Regions from separate parts of the Homo sapiens genome. Here all the other regions are linked to region 1. The links are chromatin loops, found by intact Hi-C in ENCODE. Cell type or tissue: PC-9. All regions are shown on one strand. Each heading gives the region's core, and the rest is flanking DNA. Links, peaks and the distances in the headings are about the cores only. Region 1 overlaps LHX1-DT (LHX1 divergent transcript). Region 2 has its middle 86 kb from the start of LHX1-DT. Region 3 overlaps LOC105371750 (a long non-coding RNA gene). Region 4 overlaps LOC105371750 (a long non-coding RNA gene).

Evidence for each region. Hi-C counts contacts between places; a loop is a spot of excess contacts. Peaks named below come from ENCODE experiments on the same cell type or tissue, not always from the same donor. Only the 100,000 strongest peaks of a DNase experiment are listed, where the experiment ranks them.
Region 2: a loop joins it to region 1, with 4 times the contacts of the local background. A loop is called at or near these places in 10 of 110 quality-filtered maps.
Region 3: it touches region 1 in a loop (14-fold over the local background); 2 of 110 quality-filtered maps call a loop at or near these places.
Region 4: it touches region 1 in a loop (7-fold over the local background); 2 of 110 quality-filtered maps call a loop at or near these places.

What each region holds. Positions count from the first base shown.
Region 1 is chr17:36,919,570-36,924,023 of GRCh38, reverse strand. The region is part of intron 1 of LHX1-DT (LHX1 divergent transcript); the gene reads left to right. Among named protein-coding and RNA genes, the nearest start is that of LHX1-DT, 15 kb to the left of the region's middle. RefSeq lists an enhancer at 1,868-3,064. In PC-9, for the core only: no CTCF peak of the experiment used is centred there; DNase peaks (open chromatin) are centred at 2,323, 3,183 and 3,833; H3K4me3 peaks cover 3,207 bases; H3K27ac peaks cover 4,000 bases.
Region 2 is chr17:36,848,126-36,852,579 of GRCh38, reverse strand. No RefSeq gene overlaps it. Among named protein-coding and RNA genes, the nearest start is that of LHX1-DT, 86 kb to the left of the region's middle. RefSeq lists an enhancer at 1,584-2,783. In PC-9, for the core only: a CTCF peak has its summit at 2,287 (motif pointing left); DNase peaks (open chromatin) are centred at 1,119 and 1,689; H3K27ac peaks cover 1,885 bases.
Region 3 is chr17:36,720,295-36,724,748 of GRCh38, reverse strand. The region is part of intron 2 of LOC105371750 (a long non-coding RNA gene); the gene reads right to left. Among named protein-coding and RNA genes, the nearest start is that of MRM1, 120 kb to the right of the region's middle. In PC-9, for the core only: no CTCF peak of the experiment used is centred there; no DNase peak of the experiment used is centred there; H3K27me3 peaks cover 1,941 bases.
Region 4 is chr17:36,728,821-36,733,274 of GRCh38, reverse strand. LOC105371750 (a long non-coding RNA gene) reads right to left here. Exons shown (of 8, transcript XR_007065730.1): 3 at 1-137. Among named protein-coding and RNA genes, the nearest start is that of MRM1, 130 kb to the right of the region's middle. In PC-9, for the core only: no CTCF peak of the experiment used is centred there; a DNase peak (open chromatin) is centred at 1,954; H3K27me3 peaks cover 1,844 bases.

The DNA.
Region 1 (4,454 bases), core at 351-4,350:
GGCCCGTGCCCCAGTTCTGGAGGCTGGCATGGTGCTGAAGAACGCATTGAGCTGTGTGTCCTAGAAAGCTGCTCTCAGACCTGGGCCTTTGGGAATCCCACATTAATATTCTCCACTAACAGTTCCCCAGGCAGGGCCAGTCCCCCTTGAAAACAAACCTGCTCCGTGACCACACCTGCCAGAGAAGACTGCCTCTCATCCACAGTAGCGTGCAGAAGGCAAAACTGAGACAACACAGCCTGAGCTGCCGCCTGCGGGCCGCTTCTCTGTTGGAGGATGTTTAGGAGAGTATGGGGGAGGGCTTCTGCCTCTCATCTGTGGTGGGATGGAGGAGAGGGTTTTCATTCTGTATGGAGGGCCTCCACTTTTCCCTCTGTGTAATCACTCACTCAGGCCTCCGAGAGAAACTCAGACGGGAGCCTGCTTCTCTCTTTCCCTCTCTCCCTTTAGCTACACTGGCCTGCAGAGTTTTGGATGAGTTTTCTTTAGGAAAGTTGTCCCAGCGTGGCCATGGTGGCGGCTCTTCTGTCCAGGTGAGTGCCAGAGTAGGGATCAAGGCTGAGACCCTTGGGTTTGGTCTCTAACCCTCTCATTCACTCCTGTTTGCTGCCTGTGTCTTTGTTTATCTCTGTATTTTCCCCCCTCTCTTTCATTTTGTCTTCTCCCCTGATGACATATGGATCAAGTCCTGGCCACCAAGGTGGCCTTGAACATAGCGTAGGAGAGGTTGCTGGGCACAGCGGACCTCTCATGCCATGCCCAGTCCCTCTTCTCCCCTCCCCTCTCCTCTTGCATAGAGGATGAGTTTGGTGCTGAGGAGGGAGAGGCAGTAGGGGATCCTCAGACTCTAAACTCTGATCCAGGGCCCAGCTTCTCAGGCTTGAGTCCCTTCCCAGGGCCTACCTCCCCTTGGGCCTGGGGAACGTCACACCCCAGGAAGTGATGGATTCCCCAGGCACCTTCAAAGAGCTCTGCATTTGTTTGCAATGCAGACCTTGAATCTTGCTCTGGTCATAAATGTTGTTTATTTTGACTAGGACCTACTGAAAGGGGCTGAGAGGTATAGAAGGCAAAGAGAGAATTCTGTAGGGAAGATCATAAAACCATTAGCAAGGCAGGGCTTCTAGGGGTCACAGGATCACAGACATTTTCTGGTTGGAAGGAGCATAGGCCATCAGGAAGGTCAGAGATGACCACTTTGTCAGCAAAAGGCCTTCAGGGGCCACACAGGGCTAGGGTGGGGGTCTTTGGTCCTCTTGTGTGCGGACTGTTTCTAGAAAGTGGACCTAAGGTATGGGGTCATGACCCCCCAGTAACCTTATGCCAGGCTGGGGAGGCCAATCTTGCTGAATCTGATGGATTTGCCCTCCTGGTGGGAAGAACCAGTTGCTTGGCTGTGTAGCAGAGCCTGCTATCCTAGGGAGTGGGCACAGCTCCTGGGTGGAAGATTCTGCTTCCAGCAGCTCCTGGGGAAAAGACTTTGCTTCCACTATTATTGAGGGAGCAGCTGTATGTGCCAGGGGCTGTGCCTGATGCTCTTCTAGTACCTTGTCTTATTCACCCTTCAAGACAATGCTTGAAAGAGAAGTTTTCATCTCCATTTTGCAGATAAGAAAACTGAAGCTCAGAGAGGAGAGGTGGTTTGTCCAAGGTCACACAGCAAGTTAGTGATAAGGCTGGGAGTAGGCTTTAAGACTTGGGACTCTTTCAACCTAATCTTCTCCACATCTCTCCTCTTCTTCACCATCCACTGTGGTCTGGTCTTCTGCAGCCTGAGAGAACAAATGGGAGTAGGGTTCCCCTCCCTCTAAAGCATATATTGGGCTGACAAAAAACTCAGGAACAAACTTCCTTCTTTTTTATTTTTTTGAGACAAGGTCTTGCTCTGTCACCCAGGCTAGAGTGCAGTGGCATTATCATGGCTCCAACTCATGGGCCCAACCTATCCTCCCACCTCAGCCTCCCAGGTAGCTGGGACCACAGGAACATGCCACCACACCTGGCTAATTTTTAAATTTTTTATAGAGATGTCTCCCTATGTTACCCAGGCTGGTCTTGAACTCCTGGGGTCAATCAATCCTCCTGCCTTAGACTCTCAAAGTGCTCGGATTACAGGTGTGAGCCACCGTGCCCAGACTGCAAACTTCCTTCTTGTAGGGGGAACAGCAGAGCCTTGGGCCCCTTCCAGTCCCTGGCACAGACCTGGCTCACTCTTCAGAGAACATTCTCCCATAAATCCAGTCCACAGTCAGGTAGCTATCCTGGTTGCCTTTCACTCATGGTGTGACTCAGAGCAAGTCACTTCACCATTCTGAGTCACACCTTCCAGATCCACCTCCAGACCTGGGGGCTCTGTGGAAGGTGAGGCTTGGCGGAAGTGGTGGCAAGCGGAGCCCTCTTGAGCTCCTGTTTGGTGTAATAGCTCAGGGCTGGGCAGGAGATGAGACTTGGTTTTGCCCCTAAACCTAACTCAAGTTACATAAAGATTCTTCAAAAAGCAGGCAAGGCAGGGCTTGGTAAGATCCCTGCTGAGCCCGTGAGAGGCGGAGAGCCAGGGCAGAGGCAGCTTAAGTAGCAGTTCTTCCCTGATCCCCTGACTGTGTAATCCAGTTGCTCAGAGAATGGAAAATCCCTTTCGCCTCCCCTGGTCTCCTCCCCCACAAAGGCCTCCTAATAGGCCTGCCAGCTTTGGGGTGCTAATCTGCCCAGACATCACTCTGTGAGCAGGTTGCCCAGGGTTCCAATCCCAGCCGCCCCACAGTGGGAGATGGGGAAGGCTGGGCGGGGAGTGGTTCTGGGGAGTTGAGTGTGGGGGATTGCCTGCTCTCTGGCCTGCCCAGAAGATCAGAGAAACAAACAGGCTCTGTGCTGAAAGAAACTTTGGGGATGGAGACAGGGCACAGGATTGGAGGGAGGTGGGCAGCAGGGCTGGGTCCCCTGGCAGAGGTGCCTTGGGTGGGGCTTATTATGAAACAGTCCCTGTCACTTCATCCGCCAAGCTCCTTTCATTTTTATTTAAAAAGGGCCCCCTCTCCAGCAACTTCACCTCCCCACCCCCTACACTTTCACTCATCCATCCACTGAGCCGCTGACAGCTGCCCTGCGGGTGAACTCCTGATCCTCCTGCGGCTGGGGCTGGAGCAATACTGGAGGGGCTCAGGCCAGATCACTGCCCCCCTCCAGCCCTCCACCCTCACCTCCCAACACACTTACTCACTCACTCCAGATAGGCCCACCTCCGGTCCCCTGAGTCAGCCAGAGAGAGAAGAAAACGAAGGAGGTGACAAAGCAGAAAAAAGGACCGGGAGGAGGATGAAAAGAAATAAAGAGTGGAGAAGAGGAAGAAAAAATCAGAGGGCTAAAAATCAAACAGTGAAGGAGGAAAAGGGAGGAACTGGAGAAGGAAGGAAAGAGAGGAGGAAATGAAGTACAAGGAGAAGATGGAAAAGCAAGAGGAGAAAGGAAAGAAGGAAGGAGGGAGAGAGAGAGAGGGCAGAGGCTGGAAGGCTGGAGCCCAAGCCCAAGCTATCATCCTTAATAGCTGAAGATGCTGAAGGGAGGGGAAAAAACAGGGTTGGGGAGGACTGGCGGGAGGAGGAGACCGCACAGGCAGGAAGGGAAGTACGAGGTTGCTCCAGGTACGAAGCATGAGCCTGGATGGAGCCTCACCCACCCAGCTCCCAGCTCTGGAAACACAGCCCTCCCCCTGGACGAAGGTCCCTTGGTGCAATGCCGCAGACTGTGTCCACGGCCATGCAGGCTGCAGACAGAGGAATCTCTCACTTGGGGTGGTCAGAGTTGTGGGACCGGTTGGATGGAGCCCTACACTCTCTTCCTAGGATGGCAACAGCGTCCGCCCCAGGCTGCATGACCATGCCAGTTTCAGCTGGCTTCACCGCCTGCAGCGTCTGGGTCCTGCCTGCTCCCTTTGGTTACAGTTAGAAATTTCTCCTGATTTGAGATTTTATCTTACAATGGACTGGGCCTTAAAGACCAAGTACTTTCCACCTCCTCATTTTATAGATGCGAAACAGGCCTGGAGAGGGGAAGAAACTTGTTTACAGTCACATTGTGAGTTAATGGGGAGCTCTGCCTTTCTAAGCTCAAAGACCAAGGCTGAGACAATAGCCAGAGAGGACAAGGGAGTGTGGTGTCTCTGCAGAGGGCTCAGCATTTGATTCCCTCTGCTGGGAACACGGCCACAGCATTTTATATCCTAGATGAGAGAAAACATTTGTGGCTACGGTAGTTCCCGTATTTTAAGTACCTACGATACACCAGCTTTGGCATACATTATTCTCAATAACTCCTCATACATATCCTGTCATGTAGATATTCCATGTCCTGCATTTACAGAGAAATAAACCAAGGCCCAGAGAGGTTGAGTAACTTGTCTGAGGTCACACAGCTAGGAATTTGAGCCGGGATTTGCTCAAAGCTCATGCTGAATCTCT
Region 2 (4,454 bases), core at 289-4,288, 71 kb after region 1:
TGCCTTTGCTATTGTAAATAGTGCTGCAGTAAACACAGGTGTGCATGTGTCTTTATAATAGAAGGATTTATATTCCTTTGAGTATGTACCCAGGAATGGAATTGTTGAGTCAAATGGTATTTCTGGTTCTAGATCCTTGAGGAATCCACAAACTGTCTTCCACAATGGTTGAACTAATTTACAATCCCACCAACAGTGTAAAAGCATTCCTATTTCTCCACAGCCTCACCAGCATCTATTGTTTCTTGACTTTTTAATGATTGCCATTCTAACTGGTGAGAGATGGTATCTCATTATGGTTTTGATTTGCATTTCTCTAATGATCAGTGATGTTGAGCTTTTTTTCATATGTTTGTTGGCTGCGTAAATGTCTTTTTTTGAGAAGTGTCTGTTCATATCCTTTGCCCACTTTTTGATGGGATTTTTTTCTTGTAAATTTGTTTAAGTTCCTCGTAAATTCTGGATATTAGACCACATTTCTTTCTTCCTTTTCTTTTTCCTATATATTCCTGTATTTAAGTGTCTTCTAAGGAGCATATTCTGCTCTTATAAGTTTTCAAACAATATTGGATTGTTTTTACAGAGAAGGCATGGCACCCATACATGGGAGAAGGTGGGGTAGAAGCGTTCTCCTTCTCAGTCATCTTGGGAGGTGTGGGACCATTGATTCTCAGACAGCAAGGCAGGGAGGCCAGGTTCAAGGCCTTGGATTATTTGGGTGGGAGCAGAGGTGATAGACCAGGGCCATAGGGCCCAGAGAGCATGGCTAGGAGGTCACATCCCAGCCTGGCTCAGCCACCCAGGGTGTGGGGACCCAGCCGGGGCTGGTTGAAGCAAATGGGAATGAAAGCCCCATTCTCCAATAAATCAAGTCTAGGAGTCCAGCATTGCAGCTTCCACCATTGACAAATCAGGGGGTGGGGATGGGGCAGGGTGTCAACAGAGTCCTTGTCCACTCTGGTTCTATCTCTGCACCATGGCTAGGATGGCATTAGAACATAGTGAGACGACTGTGACTGGCTGTGAGTAGCGGGAAAAATGTAAATATATATCAGGTGTGGCCCGTTATGTTTACAAAGCAATTTCACATTCCTAAGACAACTTGTCACCACAGCCCAATGAGATGTTGTTAGACTCATTTTATAGATGAGAATCCCGAAGTTCAGAGAGGTCATTTGCCAGCGATCACGTGACTGGTGATGAGCTGAGTCTTAACCTAAGTCTTCTGATTACAAAGAGTGTCTTTTCCTATGGAGTTTTTGGGGGCAAGGAGGACAAAGAAACAGGTCAGCTCAGCTTCTAGGCCCCCAGACTGCTGCTGCGGGGGAGAGCAAGGAAAGAACAGGGTGTCATGAGTTCAGTGGTCCTACTGCAGAACACACTGCGTCCAGGCTGTCTTCCGGGACACACTGACTTTCAGTCTTGCACAGGAATGACATTCGGGGCCTACGAGATGCTCTCTTGGGCTTCCTGTGGGCCTTAAACTGTACAGGCTTGAGATGGGCCAAAGCTGGTAAGACTCTCCATGTTGAGGACATTTAAACTCAGAGAGACAAAGCAATTGGCCCAAGGTCACACAGCAAGTCAAGGTCTGGGCTGAGATTAGGAATCTGAGTATGTGACTCAGAGGCCCTTCCTTTCTGGGTCTTCTCTGAGTCACCATCCGTCTTCCTGCCTTCTTTCCCATCTCTCCCCGCAGGGGCTGGGGCTGGCAGTTTTGTTGCATGTTTTTTTTTTGTTTTTTCTTTAGAGATGGAGTCTCACTCTAGCCTGGAATGGAGTGCAGTGGTGCAATCTTAGCTTACTGCAGCCTTGACCTCCTGGGCTCAAGTGATCCTCCTGCTTTAGCCTCCTGAGTAGCAGGGACTACAGGCATGCACCACCACGTTGGCTAATTTTTTATGTTTCTTATAGAGACGGGGTCTCATTATATTGCCCAGGCTGGTCTCAAACTCCTGGCTTCAAGCAATCCTCCCGCCTGGGCCTCCCAGAGTGCTGGGATTACAGATGTGAGCCACGGTGCAAGGCCGGAAGCTGGCAGTTTCTGAGCATCAGACTCTGCTATTTTCCTTCCTCTCTAGATAACTGGGCCTTTGTAGAGCATTCCCAACCCTTTTCCAGAGAGAACCTCCAAGAGTCTAGCCTAGGCCCTAAGTGGCAAGACTGGCTAGAAGTTTGGGCCAGAGGTGGCAGGTTCCTCTAAAGACCTGGCTGGGTAAGTCCTCCCTCAGGGGCCCCTAATCTCACCTCCCTCCTTGTTGGAATAACCAGTGGTATCTGGACCCGTTACTGGATACCTCCCCCTGCTGGGGTGTGCATGCCCCCACAGGCACTGGGTGGGGGTGAATGACAGACAGTAGCAGGCCCCAGTGGCACACTGAAGATAACTGCTCTTGACAGATGAAGATGCAGCCCAGGCAAAAGCTACATCCTATTTGGCTTTTAATTTGGAGGCCCCGAGAGTGAATTCGGAAGCTCCCACTCTTGTCCTCACGTGCAAAGTGGATCTGACTTTCAGGAAATGACCTGAAGTGAAACCACATTACTCATCAGCACGTCTCTCAAATTCACAGCCTTCACGCTCCCGCCCCCATCCCTGGAGGGATCAGGATTTCCGCTCACTTGTTCCTGTCCCTTCACACACATACCTTTATCTTATCGAGGGGCAGCTGGTGTGGCCCAGGTCCCTGGTAACCTCAGGAGTGAGTGGGGTGGAGGGGACGGGGGAGAGCAGATCTGGGCTGCAAGCTTGGAATTGGGAACTTCACCTAATCCAGGAATCTGCAAATGATGGCCCATTGGCCTACTCCAGGTGGCCTGCCCCTGTTTGTATATGGCCACGAATGAAGGATGACTTTTTTAAAGGTTGAAAAAAATCAACAGGAGAAATGTTGTGACATGTGACACTTATATGAAATTCAGATTTCAGCATCCATAAATAAAGCATTTATGGAGCACAGCCACGCCTACTCATTTATGTTACGTCTTTGGCTGTTTTTGAACAACCACAGCAGAGTTGAGTAGTTGAGACAAAGAGTTTATGGCCCATCAATCCTAAAATATTTACTACCCTGGCTCTCTGTTTTTTTTGTTGTTTTTTTTTTTTAATGGAGTCTCACTCTGTCGCCCAGGCTGGAGTGCAGTGGCACAATCTTGACTCACTGCAACCTCCACCTGCCAGGTTCAAGCGATTCTCCTATCTCAGTCCCCCGAGTAGCTGGGATTACAGGTGCATACCACCACACCTGGCTAGTTTTGGTATTTTCAGCAGAGACGGGGTTTCGCCATATTTGCCAGGCTGGTCTTGAACTCCTGACCTCAGGTGATTCAGCCGCCTTGCCTCCCAAAGTGTTGGGATTACAGGCGTGAGCCACTGTGCCCGGCCTACCCTGGCTCTTTGCAGAAAAAGTTTGCTGATCTCTGATCTAAACTCTCACCTCCCCATGTTGAAAGCATTTAAAAATCAGTGGGTGGGCCGGGCACAGTGGCTCATGTCTATAATCTCAGCATTTTGGGAGGCCAAGACAGGAGGATCACTTGAGGTCAGGAGTTCGAGACCTGGCTGGCCAACATGGTGAAACCCCGTCTCTACTAAAAATACAAAAATTAGCTGGGCATGGTGATGCTCACCTGTAATCCCAGCTACTTGGGAGCCTCAGGCACGGGAAGAGAATCACTTGAACCTGGGAGGTGGAGGTTGCAGTGAGCCAAGATTGCACCATTGCACTCCAGCTTGGGTGACAGAGTGAGACTCCATCTCAAAAAAAAAAAAAAAAAAAAAGTCAGTGGGTGGCTGAGTGCGGTGGCTCAGTCCTGTATTTCCAGATCTTTCGGAGGCTGAGCCTGGAGTTCCGAGGCTGCAGTGAGCTATGATTGCATCACCTCACTGCAGTCTGGGTGACACAGTGAGATCCTGTCTCTAAAAAGAAAAATTAAAAATAAAAAAATCAAAAGCACTGGGGCGGGAACAGGGGAGGAGTTGTCCTGAAACCCCATCTGCACCCCCACTAGGCAGGATGAGGGACCTCTGCTAACTCTCCTCCCATCCTCACATCTCAGAGGGTGAAATGAAATGCGATCATCACACATTCAATGTGCACACCAGGACCAGCTCTACGCAGCCTCTGCTGCAGGTAGAGGAGATGGGAAGATGACTTAAGACCTGCTCTCATTCCCAACCTCCCGCAGCCCACCGAGTGCAGGGTTAAGCCCAGGGGGCAATGGTGAGTGCCCCTGGCCCTAAGTTCAGGGCGTTCACAGTCTGGGGTGAGAGGTCTAGACAGAAAGGTAAGCAGAAAACTACCCTGTCCTGTGATAGGTGTGACCTGTGGAGATCTACCTCAGGAGCTGAGGCAACAGAGGGGGTGGGTCTCTAACAGCCTGAGGCATTAGGGAAAGCCTCCTGGGGCACTTGTAAGAGGGCTTTGAAGACTCTGCCCAGAGCCCCCAGAGAT
Region 3 (4,454 bases), core at 223-4,222, 200 kb after region 1:
ACAGCTGGATGCGCCATAAATACGTGATGAATTGAATGAGATTATTCACCAACTCCAATTACATCTTAACCACTAATAACTTGGCTCTGGCTCACCTAATGGGATTTCCTCCTTGGACATCAGCCTTCCCTTCCCCCTTCCATTGACATCAGCCAATTAGAGAAGGGCAGGTGCTGTGATTGGGGTCACAGTGAGAGGAAGAGAGGGAGAGGACCACAGCTCACTCCCATTCTAGGCTGAGAAGGTGATCAGTTTCGGGTGCTCACAGCCTCTTATGATGGAGAGTCTGGGAGAAGCTCACCCACGTGGAGAGGGGGCAGATTTGGAAGTCCAATTCCCCTGCCACGAATGCCCAGGAAACACCTGCTTTGGACTCAGCATCCATTATACTCTGAGACCAGCAGGCATGAGGAGAGATGTGGGGCCACATGCAGAGACATTCAGGCAGATCAACAAACCTGAAACAGACATAGACAAGGAGAGAAAAACTACCACAAGAAATACACATATGCATGGGAATAAACCAGGTATACCCCTACACAGAACCACAAAACTAGCTTCTGAGGGTCACAGAGACCCAGAAAGTCAGGCAGCCAGAGACACAGACACTAAGGGATTCTTAACAGAGCCAGATCTCCATTCATTTACTCCACAGAAATGTACTAGGCTCCTACTATGTGCACACATGGGAAGATAAAAGACAGTCTTTGCCCTCACAGAGCCCATGGTCTGGTAGGAGAATTCCAGCATGGAAATGGATATTACAATACAGTAAGCAAAAAACACAAAGATGAAAAGACGAGGCCCAGAGAAGCACAAGAAGAGAGCCAGGATTAGAAAAAGACATACAGACACCCAGAGGTGCCAAGACAGAACAAGGCAGAAGCGGAGACACACAGGTGCTCAGAACGAGAGCCACAGACAGATGTTCACAGATGCACACACATGCAGACACACACGTGCACATGCCAACACCTCTGCTGTACAGGAGAACAGAAGAAGGCCTCTTCCCAGGACCCTCCCTCAGCAGATCTCAAGCTTTCCCTTGTGGGAATGCCGGGGTTGGAGACAGCTAAGCTTTCTTCTTGAATGGTACACAGGCCCATGTGGGGCAGGAGTCAGGCCCTGATGCAGGCAAACAGATCTGGAGACGTGTGGGTAGATGACAGGAAGATGGCAGCTACTGGGGCTGCCCTCCATCTCCCAACTGTCCTGGGAGCCAAGGCCAAGGGCCCTGCTCCTGCAGACTCTGAGGCACAGCCCAGCTGTGGCTATGATGGCAATGCTTGGGCCAGCATAACCCTCCTTCAACCCGAGAGCCCCTCTGCTGGCCCCCTTGCAGAAGAAGTTACTCTCCCAATCTTAAGCAAGTCCTTAGAGCTCAAATTCTGCGGGTCTAGCTTAAAGCCCTCCCGCTGCAGCTTAAGTTCAACTCCAGCGTAAGAGTGTCGGAGCTCAAGGCCCCAGAATAGGTGCTACCAGGAGAGATGCCAGCTTCATGGTGATCCCAGCTCAGGAGCCTGGCCTGCTGGAAGGTACCTACAGCAGCACTCCCTCAAGAGAGGCGCTGGGCCCACCTCCACCACACTGAAGCTAAGTTGGGTGTGGGGATTTGCTCAAGATTCCACAGGGGTGGATTTGGAAAGGGTCTCGACTCCTCAAGCCACACGGCTTCCCCTGACAGCATCCGACCCCTGGTTCCTAGTAGAGTGGGGTGGGCCCCTAGGGGACCTGAACACAAGAGGTTGACCCCTGCCACAGCCCACACACAGGGGGTTGAAGAGGGTTTGGGTGTGGTTCTGGGAAAGAGGAGGGGGATGAGGACGTGAGCCCGCCCTGGCCACCCCACACTACCCTCCACGCCCCCAACAGCACAGGGTGGGACACCCAACAAGCTGGCCACACCCCACCTTCCACCCTGCCTGGCTGCCTCTTCTCACCACTTGAGCCCCGGGTGGCCTACTTTCCTCCGCCTCCTCCCGCACAGCGTTTCCTTCCGTCCAATACATTTGCTGGGGGGACGTCCTCACTTAGCTCAACACTGAGGTGTGGTGGTGACAAAAAACCACAAAACCTTAGGGAGCTGGCGGGCTGGCGAGGGAGGGGCGAAAGTGGCCGACCGCCAGCAAGTAACCCCACCAGTGGCTCCATCAAGGGCAGACAGGACTCGGAGAGGAAGAAGTGGCGCCGCAGGGGCTCCCCTGTCCCCGTCCTCCGTCCCAGCGTGGCTGTCCCTTGACCCCGCTGACCGCCCAGCCCCCTACGAGCTGGCCTCGCGTCCACAGCCCCGCAGGCCGCCCTGCGGCGAGCGCATGCGCGCTGGGGCCCTCCGGGCGGGGGTGCGCGGGTGGGGCGGGGTCGCACTGGCGGCCTCCGGAGACTGTGCACAGCGCGCCCGGCGTGCACCACGCACCGGGCCTGCCCCCCGGATGTTAAGTGCAGGGCCCACGCTTAAGTAGCAATTAAGGCTGCCAGGGAAGAAAGAGAAGACCAAACCGCCTGTTTATTTCCGTCCCTGACCTCCCCCATCACACACACCTCTTAGTTGGAAGAAAAGAGGGAAGGAGTGAGAGAGAAAGGAAAAAAAAAAAAGAGTAAACCAAACCTCACTGCAATTAGGAGTGCGGGCTGGGGAAAAAAAGATACGCATTAAATGGATGTTTCTGCACAAAAACCCCAGGCTGACAACATCTCTGGCCTTGTAAGGGGGAAATGACTGTGCCTCGGTGTTTACATAGCCGAAATCAGGGGGAATTATGCTGTCATACTGACAACTGTAGGAGGACAATTTTAAAATTACACCGTTCAACACCTTTAATGATTTGTAACAGAAGAGGTGTGGCTACTCCTATTAAATGTGTTGCCAAATCAATAAAAGGGATAATTGGAGTTGTTAGAGCAAATTATAGCAGCGTCTCTTCTGTTGCTGTACAATGTTCCCTTGTAAACTGCTATTACAGGCAGCGCCGTATTTCTCTCTTATTTGGCCGCTTTGTAATGAGTTGGCATTTTGCAGCATAATAGTTCCACTTTCTTTTATGGAGCTCTCACTTTAACTTTTTCTCCTTTGTGCAGCCTATAATTTCCTTGCCCTCCCTGCCTCCCTGCCTGTTTTCAGAGGTGGCCACACTGCCTGTCAGCAGCCTCTGGGTGATACTATATTATTTCACATTATTATCAGGCCTTTTCAATCGGCAGTCAGATGGGGTTGAGGGGTAGATGGGTCTGAGGGGATGGGGATACAGAAATGAGGGAAAGAGGAGACAGGGCCAGGAGGAGAACTAAAAAAATTTACAGAAATAGAAAGGAGAGGGTACAAGGGGACACGAGGTTGGCCTTGCTCCCAGGGGTGGGGGTCTGGCCCTTTCAACACAGGACTTTCAAGAGCCTTCAGAGCAGAGATTCTAGCTGTTGGTTTAGCTGTTGGGGTGAGGGGGTGTATAGTGCCCTGCCAGACCCCAGATTCACTCTCAGCACCCCAGAACCTCTGACTCTCCCTGCTCATAAAAACAAAACGGGCCGGGCACAGTGGCTCACGCCTGTAATCCCAACACTTTGGGAGGCTGAGGCTGGTGGATCACCTGAGGTCAGGAGCTCAAGACCAGCCTGCCCAACATGGTGAAACCCCGTCTCTACTAAAAACACAAAAATTAGCCAGGCGTAGTGGCATGCACCTGTAGTCCCAGCTACTCGGGACGCTGAGGCAGGAGAATCACTTGAACCCAGGAAGCAGAGGTTGCAGTGAGCCGAGATTGTGCCACTGCACTCCAGCCTGGACGACAAAGCAAGGACTCCATCTCAAAAACAAAAAACAAAAAAACTGATAAACAGCTCAAAACTAAGAAGCTGTTGATTCTCTCCGTTCCCTCAGGCACCAAGAGCTTAGGCAGAGCCACAGGAAGGGTGTGGGGCTGCACCTCTGGGAGCATCTTGGGACTCCCAGATGGATGGATCTTAGGGGATGGACAAGACATTCCCACTGCAGACAAAGCCTAAAGCCACTGGGAATGCTGAGGCACCGTGGTCCTGGCTGAGGCAGGTGATGAAGACTATCATAGGCCTGTTCCTGGTAATGTATCAGCTGCTCTAAACAGAGCACTGGGCCAGGAGTCCAGAAGCCTGGTTCCAGACTTGAAGGAGCCTCCTCGCCTCACCCACCTTCAGGGCTTGCCCCTGACTGGAAAGGACAGAACCCTTGGGCAGCTGGAGAATAATCTGGCTGTGTATATCATTCAGTTCCTGAGACAGCAATAAAAGCCCGGGCCCAGACAAACTTCACTCAGTCAGTCCCTGTGCTGGGCTGTAAGACAATCAATCTGAATTACCAAGAGGTCTCAATGAGAGACAATTGGAAAAGAAATGCCATTTTATTACTTCCATGGAGCTGCCATCCCTGGAACCCATCTGCTGCCAAGCAGCGCAGCAGCAGGACCCGCCACGATGAGCAGATAAGA
Region 4 (4,454 bases), core at 240-4,239, 190 kb after region 1:
CAGATGAGGTAAGAAGAGCATGATCCAGGCTGCTGGAAGCTGCAAGTCAGAAGACACAAGCGTTCAGTCCTGGTGTCTCTGTGCGGTGGTGTGGTCTTGGGCGGTCCTTTAACTCTCCTAGGCCTCAGTTTCCTCATCTGTAATATACAAAGATCAATAACGATACTTCTTGTCCCCTCCTACCTCCCAAATGAGCCTGGAATGAGACAGGACGCCCAAGCTTTGGCCGTCCCGCAACCCTTAATATTTCCCTACAGATGAGCACATCCCACGAGGGACCCTAATGCCAGTTTTCTTGCATTTTTCCCCAGGAAGTGTGTGATTTCCTTTAGGGCAGCAACTCTGTTTTATTTACCTTTAGATTCCCCAGTGCCTAATAAGATTAACATCAGAAAACACTTACACAGCACTTAGTCTGGGCCATGGTCAAGCTTGTGAGGTAGATCCCATTATTACCCTTATTTTATAGACGAAGAAGCTGAGGCACAGAGAAATCCCCAGTGCTGTACCTGGCACAAACACGTGTCCAACATCTGGCTTTGTTAGATGGATGCAAGGGTGGATGGGTGAATTAATGAGGGGCCTGGTGGATGAGTAAGTGGATGAGTGGGTGGATGGAAGGATAGATGGATGGACACATGGGTGGGCAGAGGGATTAGTAAATAGATGAGTGTATAGGTGAGTGGGTGAGAGTGGGAAGGTGCGTGGAAGGATGAAAGAATGGATAGGCAGATGGATGGGGAGATGAGCGGATGGGTAAATTGATGAGTGAATGGATGAATGGATGGATGGATGGTGGCAGGCGGATGGATGGTGGCAGGTGGATAGATGGCAGATGTGTGGATGAGCGAGTGAATGGATGAGAGTGGATGAGTGGACCGGTGCATGGTTAGTGGTTAAGTTCTTGTGTTATCAAGTCCTGAGAGTGGGGAGATAATTTTGGGACCATTTAAATGGTGCAGGCATTTAGAAATAGCAAAGGAAACCTCTTCACCCTAACAGTGAGAAGACCCTAGGAGCAGGAGTTCCCCTCCCATCCGACCCATCCACCCAGCCCAGATCCCTGGGCAGGCAGCCATCTCCCATGCCTGCAGATCTCTTCTCCCCCACCCCTGACACTGCCCCCGGGCAGCCCCCCATGCCTGTGGATGAAAGGTTGGCAGAGGCAGCAGGTGGGCGGGCATCTTGTTCCCTCATTGTTGGTGGTAACCTTCCTCCCAGCTGCTTGTTCTGCGTAATGTTACACTTGTCTTCCTGCAACACTTGGATACCCGAGCCAATTTTGTTATGCAAATGAATTCAGCCCATTGTAAATCCCAAGGAGTGAGTGCGTGCCTCGCCAAGACAGCGGAGGCGGGGCTGCGCTGGGATATGAGGCTTTCCTGCTGCCCCTTTCAGGGCACAGAGGAAGGGGGTTACAGACCTTTGCTGCAGACTTCTGGCCCTTTCCTCCTAGAATCCGAGACCATTAGAGCCAGAACAGGCCTTAGGGATGGATTCTCTCCAATTATTGGTTAAAAATCTGAGGCCCAGAGAGGGCCAGTGTATTGCCCACAGCCACACAGCCCATTAGCCAGGGTTCAGCCAAGTTTCCTGACTCTCAGGAAATAACTCTCAGCCATAACTCTCTCTGTGAGGTTGAGCTGAGCCTGCCACCCTGAATCTACCCCTGCACCCAACCCAAGCTGCAGGGGAACCCTGAGACCTTCCAGGGTCCAGAACCTCCCAGTAGCTAGCTGTGTTACAGGGCACGGAACTGACATGTGGACTAGGGACAGGTCTGGCCTGGACAGCCAAAAGGGTCTAGGGAACAGTCTGTGGGTCTAGGCAGGTGTAGGTCACATCTAGGGATGTTGGCAAGGCTGGGCTGACAGGTATTACCGGTTGGGGGCGAGGGTGGAGTGAAATGCCAGGTGTTCTGCCAAGGAGGACAGGCTGGGACCAAAGCCAGGACATCACTGTCAGCAAAAGCAAGGGAGACAATGCTTGGGCACAGGGCAGATGATGAGTGACAGCCCACAGGGCTGCCTGCAGGTGAGCGCTGCCTGAGGAGGGCAAGGACAAGGTACTGGGACACACTGCCCCAGCTGGAATGCTGGCAGCCTGTGGTGGGTGGGGGAGGGAGAACTGGCATTTGTTTCAAGGCTGCGACATGCCAGGCACTTCACACCATCCCCAGATAATTCTCACAGTTATGCTTGGAGACAGCTGTTGTCCCCACTTTATAGATTAGAAAACTGAGTCCAGGGAGGTTACATGCCTAGCCCCCAAAGTCACACAACTTGAAACGGAGATTTAATTTTAAATCCATGAGATGCAGGCATTCCAGAGTCTATGCTCTTTCCGCTCCACATTCTGCCACTCCTGCCAGGCTCTGCCATCATTTATCAGCCCCTTATTGAGTTCACTAACTCAATAACAGCTGGGGACATTGCGGGGCAGGGAGTTGACAAGGGCAGTGGTCACTGGTAGAGCCCAATTTTCCAGGAGGTGAGCATTTCCAGCTATTTGGAACACTCAGGGGACCCCATTGATGCACTGGATAAAGCCCTGTCTTCTTCCTCTGGCATTTGAGGTTCTTCCCAACATGCCTCCCCCTCCCCTATGCACACACCCACCTCCTCACTGTTCCCACTCATCCCGCGCTCTTCTTTGCCTCCGGGTCTTTACACAGGCTGTTCCCTCTGCTTGGAATGCCCTTCCCCACCGTGTCCACTATCTAATCTTCCAGTCTTGACTCTACTGTCTCCTGGGCTCTCCATTCCCCACCCTGGACCAGGCTGGCTCCTCCCTCCTCTGTACTCCTGTAGTTTTCTCATTCACTGCACTGGTTGTTTGTAAGAACTTTTATTGTGTTGGTTTTCCCCACTAGTCCTACAGGGCCAGAGTGGCTCCTGTGCTCATACTGCAGATTCTGTGGTCAGCGACCCCCAGGCTGACCCTCTAGACTCCCCAGCGTCTGTCCGGAGCCCCTCTTCCAGTCTGTAGTCCATCTCCCCCTCAATCACTAAATCCCTGCGCTGTTGATGCTGCCCCTCTCAGTTGGCCTGAGCCAAACCAAATGCAGATCAATCAACTGCTAAAAGCGCTGGCATTTCCAAGCCTGGCCCAGGTCATTCTGAGGAGGCAAGAGACCAGAACAGCCTCAGATATGGGCTCAGGGTCCCTGGGGCTGGTGGCAGGGCCTTGGGTCCCCTCTTCCCCTGATGGCTGCAGCCATGCACCAGTACTCTCCTGCCTGGCCAGCCTCCCAGGCAGAAGCAACCCAGAAGGCAGGATGCTGCCAAAGAAAGCATGCAAGGTTTTGCCATGGCTGTGAGACCCGGTCCTTTGTCCAGTTCTGCCTGGAGCCTGCGGTGTGCCCTGAGCTGGGCCCTTTCTTCCCTGGGCTCAGTTCTCATCAGCCAACTGAAAGGAATGGACTCAGACAACGCCAAGGCCTCCCCTCTATGGGAGCATGTGACAAGGATAAAACATTCACTTACAGCTCAGATGCCTTTCCCTGGAGGCCCCACCCTGGGTCAGATGAAGGAAGCAGTACTGAGCTGTCCAGAAGGTCCTTAGGGCCACCAGAGGAACAATCATTATAAAGATAATAACAGGCTTACCGAGCACTTAGTGTGTCCAGGCAACGTGCTAACAAACCTTCTTCTATAAACTATCTCATCAGTCCTTTCAACCACCCTATGAAGTGGGCTACATTATTGTTCCCATTTCACAGATGGGAAAGGGGCCAGAGAAGTGTCCCCCTCCCAGGCTACACAAAGCCCAGTTCTGCTGACCTAGCCTCTAGTCTTTCACTGCACAGCTTGTCCCCATCTGGCCTTAGGCTTGGCTTGAGGACACTGTGAACCTCTCTGCCCAGGTCTGCCTGCCCCCTTTGCTGGAGAGGGTAGTTCCATAGTAGATGGAGGGAGGAGGATGGCTGGGGGGTTACACACAGTGCGCCCATGACCACAGTGCCCGCACATTCCCCAGTGCCTGGCTTCTCATGGGCACTCCAAGAAAATGTGCTGGAGGAAGGGAGGGAGGGAGGGACCCACAGGTATTAACAGTATATGACCCCTCCACATCTCCACGTGGACAGTGGACTGGGTTATGGGAGGCTCCCATCTCTCAGCCACTGCACAGGCGAGGCATGGATCTGGATAAATACCCCAGAATCAGAGGAACCTGCTCTGCCCTCCCTCAGTAGGAGGCCCCAGACACACCCCTTCCCCTCTCCAGACCTCAGTTTCCCCCTCTGTGCAATGTCAGAATGGAACCAAAGAATTGCCTGCACTGCAACCCCTCCTCATTGCTCTGCCATAAACCCCCAGAGCTCAGGGAGCCCCTGGGTGTCCCCGACTGGCACCCCTGCAGCCGACCACACTGCGGGCACCATCCAAGCGCTCCCCTCGGCCATTCATCCAGGGCCACGGGGTCCTCCAGCTGCCCGCACTCATGCCGCCGCC